Linked DNA regions of Homo sapiens: region 1 is linked to region 2. Evidence: chromatin contacts called from ENCODE Hi-C data. All regions are on one chromosome and are shown on one strand. The core of a region is the stretch at or near the end of the contact, and the rest is flanking DNA. Distances in the headings are between cores, read along the strand shown.

What was found. A loop is a pair of places that touch in the nucleus more often than their neighbours do. Pooled maps may share reads with other maps.
Region 1: a loop to region 2 is called in a map with no recorded cell type, with 21 times the contacts of the local background. The contact joins two enhancer-like sites. A Hi-C loop is called at or near these places in 3 of 37 single-sample maps with no recorded cell type and 3 of 50 pooled maps.

What each region holds. Positions count from the first base shown.
Region 1 is chr10:132,569,228-132,574,248 of GRCh38, forward strand. The region is part of intron 1 of INPP5A (inositol polyphosphate-5-phosphatase A); the gene reads left to right. Among named protein-coding and RNA genes, the nearest start is that of INPP5A, 34 kb to the left of the region's middle. RefSeq lists enhancers at 1,109-1,879, 2,349-2,488, 2,649-3,418, 2,989-3,138, 3,149-3,198 and 3 more. Within about 2 kb of position 2,829, at least 20 of the 41 ENCODE cell types and tissues checked have a DNase peak (open chromatin) inside an H3K27ac peak, as active enhancers do.
Region 2 is chr10:123,388,963-123,393,805 of GRCh38, forward strand. All of the region lies in intron 6 of LINC02641 (long intergenic non-protein coding RNA 2641), which reads left to right. Among named protein-coding and RNA genes, the nearest start is that of LINC02641, 43 kb to the left of the region's middle. RefSeq lists enhancers at 3,003-3,382, 3,533-3,792, 3,893-4,002. Within about 2 kb of position 3,314, at least 2 of the 41 ENCODE cell types and tissues checked have a DNase peak (open chromatin) inside an H3K27ac peak, as active enhancers do.

The sequences.
Region 1 (5,021 bases), core at 1,579-4,078, 9.2 Mb after region 2:
CTTTTGGATTGTCAATTCTTTTTGGTTAAAAATAATAAAAATTTTATCTCACATGGTTTCTTCTGTTAATATGAAGCTGACATGGTCTTGTAAATGTTTCTGCATTTTGCTTGTTTTTTTGTTAGTTTGTTTTTGGTTTCTTTGAGACAGGGTCTCGCCCTGTTGCATAGGCTGGAGTGCAGTGGTGGGATCAATGCTCACTGCAGCCTCCACCTCCCTCCCAGGCTCAAGGGATCCTCCCAACTCAGCCCCCTGAGTAGCTGGGTTTACAGGAATGTGCCACCATGACCGCCTAATTTTGTTTATTTTTTGTAGAGACGGGGTCTCAGTATGTTGCCCAGGCTGGTCTCGAACTCCTGAGTGCAAGCGATTCTCTGCCTCAGCCTCCCAAAGTGCTGGGATTACAGGCGTGAGCCACCTCGCTGGGTCCCCACTGTTTTTTTTAATTAAATTTTTAGTAGAGATGGGGTTTCGCCATATTGGCCAGGCTGGTCTCGAACTCCTGACCTCAGGTGATCCACTCGCCTCAGCCTCCCAAAGTGCTGTGATTACAGGTGTGAGCCACCGCACTGGGCCCCCACTGTTTTTTTTTAATTGAATTTTTAGTAGAGATGGGGTTTCACCATATTGGCCAGGCTGGTCTCAAACTCCTGACCTCAGGTGATCCACTCACCTCGGCCTCCCAAAGTGCTGGGATTACAGGTGTGAGCCACCGCACTGGGCCCCCACTGTTTTTTTTAAATTGCATTTTTAGTAGAGATGGGGTTTCACCATATTGGCCAGGCTGGTCTCGAACTCCTGACCTCAGGTGATCCACTCACCTCAGTCTCCCAAAGTGCTGAGATTACAGGCGTGAGCCACCGCGCTGGGCCCCCACTGTTTTTTTTAATTGAATTTTTAGTAGAGACGGGGTTTCGCCTTATTGGCCAGGCTGGTCTCAAACTCCTGACCTCAGGTGATCCACTCGCCTCAGCCTCCCAAAGTGCTGGGATTACAGGTGTGAGCCTGCGCTCTGCTGATATTTTCTTGTTGGTGACTGCACGTTTGCCTTGAGCTGTGAGCTCTCATAGAACCAGATGACCATTTGGGCTCACTGTTAACTGTAGCCCTTCTGTGGATGCCCCGTGGGCACCTTCGTATCCATCAGTTTCATCTCTGGCCCTGGGAAGCGGGAGGAGTTCGGGTGGAGCTGGAGGGTTTTCCTTCCGACGAGGTATGTGGAGTCCCTCTGCGATCCTGTCTGGGGAGGGGAGAAAGGGGTGGCAAGGCTTCTCTAGCTGTCACTGGGTCCTTGAACCCCCGCTGGCCTGGTGCTGCTGCTGGTGCTGACCACACACAGACTCATGGGAGAACTGGGCAACTTGGCCACTGAATCTTCATTGTGGGTGTTTGCTTTGAATATTTCGTTTTCAGCTCTTGTGTTTCTAAGTACCAAAACACTTTTTTTTTTTTGTAAGAATTCCAGTGCACCAACAATAAAACCAAGGGACCAACTGAGCCATTTGGAAGTGGTGGCTGGGGACACCCATACGGTGGTGACACTTCTGGGTGACTGGCTGGTGCTGGGTGTTTCTGGGCTGCCAGGACAGCAGGAGGTGGGGGTGTTCTGTGCCAGTGAGCTTCGTGCTGCGATGTGGATAGAGGGCCGTCCTTCCGGCCGCTGCTGCTCTCAGGTCGCCTCTCATCGGCACAGCGGCGCATCACACGGCAGCAGCCTGCCTGGCTCTCCTGGTGGGTGGGGGCTGAGGGATGAAAACGAGGCACTCCCTCCCCACCACAGCCTACTCCCGTGGGTTCGGGGCGTTGGAACATTCTCCAAACCCCTCCTGCTGCCTGGCCAGGTCCAGCTGGGCACAGTGCACGCCCACCTGCTGGGCCCTCCTCACCGTGGGCTCCGCCCTGGGCCCTTTGGACACCTTCCCTGGCCCTGACAGCAGCTACCTGGGAATGCAGCATGAGGCAGGTGCCTTTTGCTGAATGAGGTGAACAGCAAGAGGGAGAAAAGGAGAGATCGCCTAGCAAAGCAGCGAGGCCAGAGGCTCCTGCCGAGCAGAGGAGGAGGGCCATTGGCGCAAGGACACACCCATCCCTCATCACACTGCTGGGACCTGCCTACCCTCTCTGCTGGCACGCCGGGCTCTGCCACATGGGCCTGTCTGGGCCTTGTCCTCCCCAGCTGCGGGGAAGGGCTTCTTTCAGTTCCCTTTGGGTGAACACAGAGGCCCAGCTCCTGCCGCTGTGTGTGGTTCTGGGTCACTCAGGACCACTGATAATCAAAACCACCAACTTTGGACTACACAGAGCTATTAAGGAGCTTAGCTAAATTTAAAAAAAGTGCAGCTGATATTTATGTCCTTTATGTGCCAGATAGTGCTGTAAGGATGTGGTGTGTCTCTAGGTATGTCAGCCCTGACGTTTGTGCCGTAAGGACCCGGAGTGTCTGCAGGCAGACCTGTCATCCCCGCAGCCCTGACGTGCGTGCTGTAAGGACCTCGAGTGTCTGAAGGGAGACCTATCATCTCCACAGCCCTGATGCCTGTGCTGTGTTGCTCCATTGCACAGATGGAAAGACAGGGGCTAGCGAGTGAGCAGCCAGTGTGAGGCCCTGCGGTAGCAGGTGGAGGGGGCAGGGTGTGAACTGAGCTGGGGCTGGCTCTGGCATCTGAGCTTGTTAACGACCGACTGGGCTAGAGGCAGAGTGGGCCGCACCCTGACCACCACCTCTGTCCCCCACTGCTGTGCCCCTCTGTCTCACTGTTTCCTGTGGTCCCTCCTGACTAGAAGAGACTCAGGCCTGCTGAGTAGCATGCAGCACAGGACGAGCCTGCAGAGCCCTCTTGGGACTTACACACTGGGGATTTGACAGCTCATGTCTGGCACCGCAGATAGTCTAGGAAAAGGTGACTCATCCAAGAGCCTGGCCGGAAACCCACAGGGTATTGGCCCAGGTGTGCCGAGAGGCTGGCCGGAGGGACCATTGTGATACTCAGAGGAAAACGCCTGTGGCCCATGGGGGGGCCTTCAGAAGAATGTCGGAGTTTCTCAGCTGGCAAGATGCCCCTGGTGGCAAGATGCCCCTGGTGGCAAGATGCCCCTGGTGTGGGGCCCCTCACCTGGACCAGAGGCCTTCCCTGAGCTTCTGTTTTGCAGGGAGGTGCCTGAGCTGCACAGCTTGCCTGGGAGGAGTCGTGGTTTCTGGGGGTGGGGCCTTTCGTAGGGCTGTGCTGGTGCTGTCCTGGGGGAGGGGGATGCTGAGCACGCCCGCCCGGGGCTGCTTTCCCTGGGAGGGATGCTGAGGCTGCCCAGGGCTGCTTTCCCTGTGAAGCAGCGTGACCCAGGGCTCTTGGTGGGGATGTGCCGTTTGCTCTTTTTCATGTGTCTAGCCCTTGGGAAGTGTTTTTGGTACTGCTGGTTCTCATGCTCTAGTCCTGGTAATGGGCTAGTGTGCTTGTTCTGGCTTTACTCGGTAGCGTTTATAACAGGACAGGATTCAGAGGACACTGTTGCTGAGGGAAAGTTTGTGCCACTTAACCTGGTGTTGCTTCTGGCCCTGCCTCTGCTGGGCGTCTGTCTGCAGCGTGCCTTGGAGTGTTTCCCTTGCTCTGCTGATTGCTGAAATGCAAGACCTGGGCCTCTGGAATCCCATTGAAAGAACTTGTTTAAAGAAACATCAGCTCGGTTTATTTCATACACAGCTACTTTTTGTAGATACTGAGGTTTTGTTGAGATGTTGGGGTGTACGTGCCGTGTGAGGTTTTGTTGAGATGTTGGGGTGTGCGTGCCGTGTGAGGTTTTGTTGCGATGTTGGGGTGTACGTGCCGTGTGAGGTTTTGTTGAGATGTTGGGGTGTGTGTGCTGTGTGAGGTTTTGTTGATGTTGAGGTGTGTGTGCCGTGTGAGGTTTTGTTGAGATGTTGGGGTGTGTGTGCCGTGTGAGGTTTTGTTGCGATGTTGGGGTGTACGTGCCGTGTGAGGTTTTATTGAGATGTTGGGGTGTGTGTGCTGTGTGAGGTTTTGTTGATGTTGAGGTGTGTGTGCTGTGTGAGGTTTTGTTGATGTTGGGGTGTGTGTGCTGTGTGAGGTTTTGTTGAGATGTTGGGGTGTGTGTGCTGTGTGAGGTTTTGTTGATGTTGAGGTGTGTGTGCCGTGTGAGGTTTTGTTGAGATGTTGGGGTGTGCGTGCCGTGTGAGGTTTTGTTGAGATGTTGGGGTGTACGTGCCGTGTGAGGTTTTGTTGAGATGTTGGGGTGTACGTGCCGTGTGAGGTTTTGTTGAGATGTTGGGGTGTGTGTGCTGTGTGAGGTTTTGTTGATGTTGGGTTGTGTGTGCTGTGGGAGGTTTTGTTGAGATGTTGGGGTGTGTGTGCCGTGTGAGGTTTTGTTGAGATGTTGGGGTGTGCGTGCCGTGTGAGGTTTTGTTGAGATGTTGGGGTGTGCGTGCCGTGTGAGGTTTTGTTGAGATGTTGGGGTGTACGTGCCGTGTGAGGTTTTGTTGAGATGTTGGGGTGTGCGTGCCGTGTGAGGTTTTGTTGAGATGTTGGGGTGTGTGTGCCGTGTGAGGTTTTGTTGATGTTGAGGTGTGTGTGCCGTGTGAGGTTTTGTTGAGATGTTGGGGTGTGTGTGCTGTGTGAGGTTTTGTTGAGATGTTGGGGTGTGTGTGCCGTGTGAGGTTTTGTTGATGTTGAGGTGTGTGTGCTGTGTGAGGTTTTGTTGATGTTGAGGTGTGTGTGCCGTGTGAGGTTTTGTTGAGATGTTGGGGTGTACGTGCCGTGGGAGGTTTTGTTGAGATGTTGGGGTGTACGTGCCGTGGGAGGTTTTGTTGAGATGTTGGGGTGTGCGTGCCGTGGGAGGTTTTGTTGAGATGTTGGGGTGTGCGTGCCGTGGGAGGTTTTGTTGAGATGTTGGGGTGTGCGTGCCGTGGGAGGTTTTGTTGAGATGTTGGGGTGTGCGTGCCGTGGGAGGTTTTGTTGAGATGTTGGGGTGTGCGTGCCGTGGGAGGTTTTGTTGAGATGTTGGGGTGTGCG
Region 2 (4,843 bases), core at 2,064-4,563:
TTTTGAAATGTGAAGACATGAGATTAGGGGGTGGGCAGGGGCGGAAAGATTTGGTTTGGCTCTGTGTCCCCTCCTACATCTCATCCTGTAGCTCCCATAATTCCCACATGTTGTGGAAGGGACTCGGTAGGAGATGGTTGAATCATGGGGGCAGGTCGTTCCCCTGCTGTTCTCATGATAGTGAGTGAGTCTGATGAGATCTCATGGTTTTTAAAACAGGGGTCTCCTCTCTGCACAAGCTCTCTTTGCCTGCTGCCATCCATGTAAGATGTGACTTGCTCCTTCTTGCCTTGCGCCATGATTGTGAGGCCTCCCCAGCCAAGTGTAACTGTAAGTCCACTAAACCTCTTTCCTGAATAAATTACCCAGTCTCAGGTATGCCTTTATTAGCAGTGCGAAAATGGACTAATACATATATCACTGGGCTGGAATCAAGGTACCTGCAGAGCTGTGCTTTCTCTGGAGGTTCCAAGCAAGAAGTCATTCCTTACCTCCTCCAGCTGGGGTGGCTGCTGGTAGTCCTTGGCTTGTGGCCATGTCACCCCAGGCTCTGCCTCTGTGGTCACACCTCCTTCTCCTCTGTGTCTGTGTATAAAATCTTCCTCTGACCCCTCAGATGAGGATGCATGTGCTTGAGTTTAAGGACCATCCAAATAATCCAAGATAATGTCTGTCTCAAGATCCTTAATTTAGTCACATCATATCTGTAAGGGTTCATCCTTTTTAATGCCATATAAGGTAACAGTCTCAAGTTTCAAGAATGAGGATGTAGATATATTTCGGTGGGGGCATTATTAGCCTAACACAATCACTTTTAATTTCTAAAGTGCTTCTGTGCACATTTTCTCATGTCATTCTCAACATTTTCATGAGAAGGATAAATCCTGTCTCACTGTACCGACTCCACAGGTGGGGGACAGTGACTTAGAGAGCTGAGGGCATCCAGTTGCAGGTCTAGAAGAACTTCTGGGGCCAGTCTGTTCCCAAGAGGATGACTCCAGAGAGAATCGCCCCATTTCTGAAACCAGCATGGTCCCAGATGTTGGCCTGGACCCTGCCACTAAATAGCTTTGTGCTAACTGATATCTGCTAACTATGTGGGGAGGCTGAAAAAGCATGTTCTTTGTAGTCAGACAAAGCTGCGTTTGACTGTACTCAGTGAACTTGGGGGTTACTCACTTTCCTTGAGCCTTAATTTCCTCATCTGTAAAATGGGAATCATAGGAGAGGTGGGATAACATTTGCCAAACATGAATCCACCCTTAGACTTGAGATGCAAAGAAACGTTTTCTTTCTTTATGTTTCCACATGAAATCCCACCTGGTTTCAACTTGACCACTTGGCAAGAATCCCCCAGCGGTCACCCAGGGCCACTCTTCTCTTCCCGGGGACTTTGTTGAGATTCAGGGGGTAAGCAACTCAAGAATGGGCAGGTGAGGCCTTGGGAGGTGAGGCCTCAGGCAGATCAGGCCAGGGCCATTCACTCACCACCGGTAACTCCTGGCCCAGGTTCTCCCAGCCCACTGGAAGGTTTCTCAGAGGTTGTGATCCCGAGCAAGGCCACAAGGGGCTCCTGGCACTGTCTCCACAGGGGTCCTCCCAGGTAGGTGAGGTCCCAGTGCCCACCACTCACAGGACCCTCAAAAGTGCATCCTGTTCCAGTCCAGGTAGGCCCCCCATCCCCAGCCTATCTTTGAAACCGAGAGCCTGACCCTCCCCTGCCCTCAGGGATGACCTAGAGAAATACCCTCAGGTTATTCAAAAACAGGTTCTGTTTAGGGAGGTCTCTTGGAGGTCCTGACAAGTTCTCTTCTTTCCAGAGATTAAAACCCCCAAAACCTGTGTCTGTACCCCCTGAACCCCACAGGGAGTGAGGAAATCTCAGACAGGAAGAGTCTGGTCCCGCTGGGGGTGAGGTGGGTGTAAGGAAGAAAATTCCTTTTATTCCCTAGAGCATATAACAAAGAAAAAAAAGAACAAGAAACAATTCACTTTCTAGTGCACACCCTGGGACGCAGCAGATCTGGGCTGCAGGTGACTTCCCTGTCACGGCACCCCACCCCCTGCATTTTCCCTGGCTACCGTCCAACCAGAACCCGGAAGAGCATGAAGGCCCACAGCCAGTCAGTGACAGTAATGGTGATGGGGAAGGGGCTGCCTCTGTAGTTCATCCCCTGGCTGGGACTTCGTAGAAGGGAAGGTGGTGGCATTGGAAGGCGGATCCACTAGGGAACAGTGGGCTCAGCTGTGGAAGACAAAATGGAAGGACTGAGCGGCCCGGGACCCAGGCCTTTGGGCCAGCGGGTCAGGGAGCCCTCTCTTAGGCTTTGTTGGGAGGAGACAACGGTTAAGTGCTGACCCCTGGAAAGGGAGGCCCCTGGGAGAATGGGAGCTCTCTGGGAAGGGGGTGTCAGAAAGTAAACCTGAGAACAGCTAGGGCTGGAGGGTATGTTTTCATCTTCTAGGAAGTTGCAGAGAACGTTGGTCAAGCTGCGAGGGTGGGTGAGTTCTTAGAGGAGTGTTTGCAGCTGTGGGAAGAGTCTGCCTTTGGGAAGCTGGCGGCGCCTGCACAATCTCTTTAGTGCAACTCAGCCTCACTCACAGGCTGGCTGAGAGGAGTGTGTGGCTCTACGCCTCTGGTTGTTCTGGAACAGTCTGAGTTGGGGGAAGAGGGTGAGAGTTACTTTTTCAGCGGAGGCAAGTGCTGTCCACACTCTCTCTAGTTTTCTATCCAGACCACGTGGAAGAGAATAAATGTGGGACCATTGGGGAGTCTCCGTGGTTCTTTTTGGGTCCCAAGCCCTGATTGCTTCTCATGCTATCGCTGTGGCCCCAGCAGTCCTCGTAAGGAGCCAAGGTTCGGGGGGAGGTGCTTGATCTGTCACGCAGGGAGGAAGGAACAGCTGAGATGCAAGCCAGGTATGAGTGCTCCCCAGGGGTCCCCCCATATCTTAGCCAGCACGTGGTGGCCAGATGTACCCAAGACAGTTGTCTGGCAGCACCACGGGACTGGATATCCACTTAAACCTGAGGAGCCTGGACTTGTCTTCCCACCTGGGTAGGGTGTGGTATTCTGCGATGTTATCCATGCTTCTTTCTCTGGCATTTCCTCCTCTCCTTCTTCCATCTTCTAGTATAGGCAGCAGAAGAGCAAAAATACAAATAATCTGCTTTTGACTTCCAGCAGCTTAGGTCTTAGCACAGGAAAATATTTGAAAGAATGCAAATCAGTCAAAGCCAGTTCTTATTGCCCTGTGGCTAGATAACTTTTGGAGGGGATTGAAAGAAGAAGTGAGAGAAGAAGAGAGAGCCTTGGTGCTTGTGGGAAGGGAAGGAGAAGCAGACCCCTCTCTGGATCTGGGGACTGAGAGCAGAGGAGACACGCACCTCCAATTCCCCTGGGGAAGGCCTGGGAACTTGTGAAATCTCAGTACTGCCCTTGACTCATTACGGTGCAAGAGCTATAGGGCAGAAAGAGCCAGGTGTGGGTGTCTCAGTGCAGGGAAGTTGAGAGTCCCCAGAGAGGTACAGAAGCAGCCAGATGGCTCCTGGGTGTCGAAGAGGGGTTGGAGACAGTAGGAGTGGTGGTGGGGTGGAGAGGGAGAGAGACCATTTGGTTAAGCTGGGAGGCAGGAGCGAGGTAGGAGTCTCCATGGATCATCAGGACTGGCTCAGGAACTGAGACCAGCAGGGAATGAGAACATGTTTGTGGCCATGCAGTGAGATGACAACAAGGACCAGACCCCGCTGCCTGACATCTTAGCCACACGTAAGCCCCAAGTACAGCCCCAGGGCTGGCTGACAGCACTGAGTTAGTTGAAAATGAGTTTTAGAGAAAGGGGGCCTCAATAGAAATTCAGTTCACTTTCATTGAGCAGAAGTTACATTTCTTGCTTTTCTGGTTTCCTAATGACTAGATTTTTCTAGCCCAATTTTTCCAGCAGAGAATTAATTCACCTTTGAAGCCACCTGCTTCTGGTCACTTAATTGTAGAGGAACAGACAGAGATCACACACACTCATACACACTGACACACACCCATTACTGTAGAGGAACAGAGTCACACACACTCATACACACTCACACACACCCCAGTTATTGTAGAGGAACAGCGATCACACACACTCATACACACTCACATACACACCCCCATTATTGTAGAGGAACAGAGATCTCTCTCTCTCACACACACGTTATTGTAGAAGAGCAGAGATCACACACACTCATATACACTCACACACACCCCCATTATTATAGAGGAACAGAGATCACACACCCTCACACACACACCCCCATTATTGCAGAGGAACAGAAATCACACACATACACTCACACATACACCGCCATTATTGCAGAGGAACAGAGATCACACACACTCAGACACACTTACATACACACCCCCATTATTGTAGAGGAACAGACAGAGATCACACTCACACACACACACCCATTATTGTAGAGGAAAAGCGATCACACACACTCATACATACAAACCCTCATTATTGCGAGGAACAGAGATCACACACACTCATACACACTCACACATACAGACACCCATTATTGTAGAGGAACAAAAATCACACACACTCATACACACACACACACATTATGGCAGAGGAACAGAGATCACACACGCTTATACACACTCACACACACGCTCCCATTGTTTCTGCAGAAAGAGTTGTGCAGACTTGCTTTCAGTATTTCAAAAACTGTGAACAATGCTATCATTTGACAATAAAAGCACAAAAAGAGAGACATTTAAAAATTATTTCCCCCTCTGCAATTACTACCCCAGGCCTTTCCATGGGTTTAGAGATGAGGGGAGCAGAGAATGATGCCC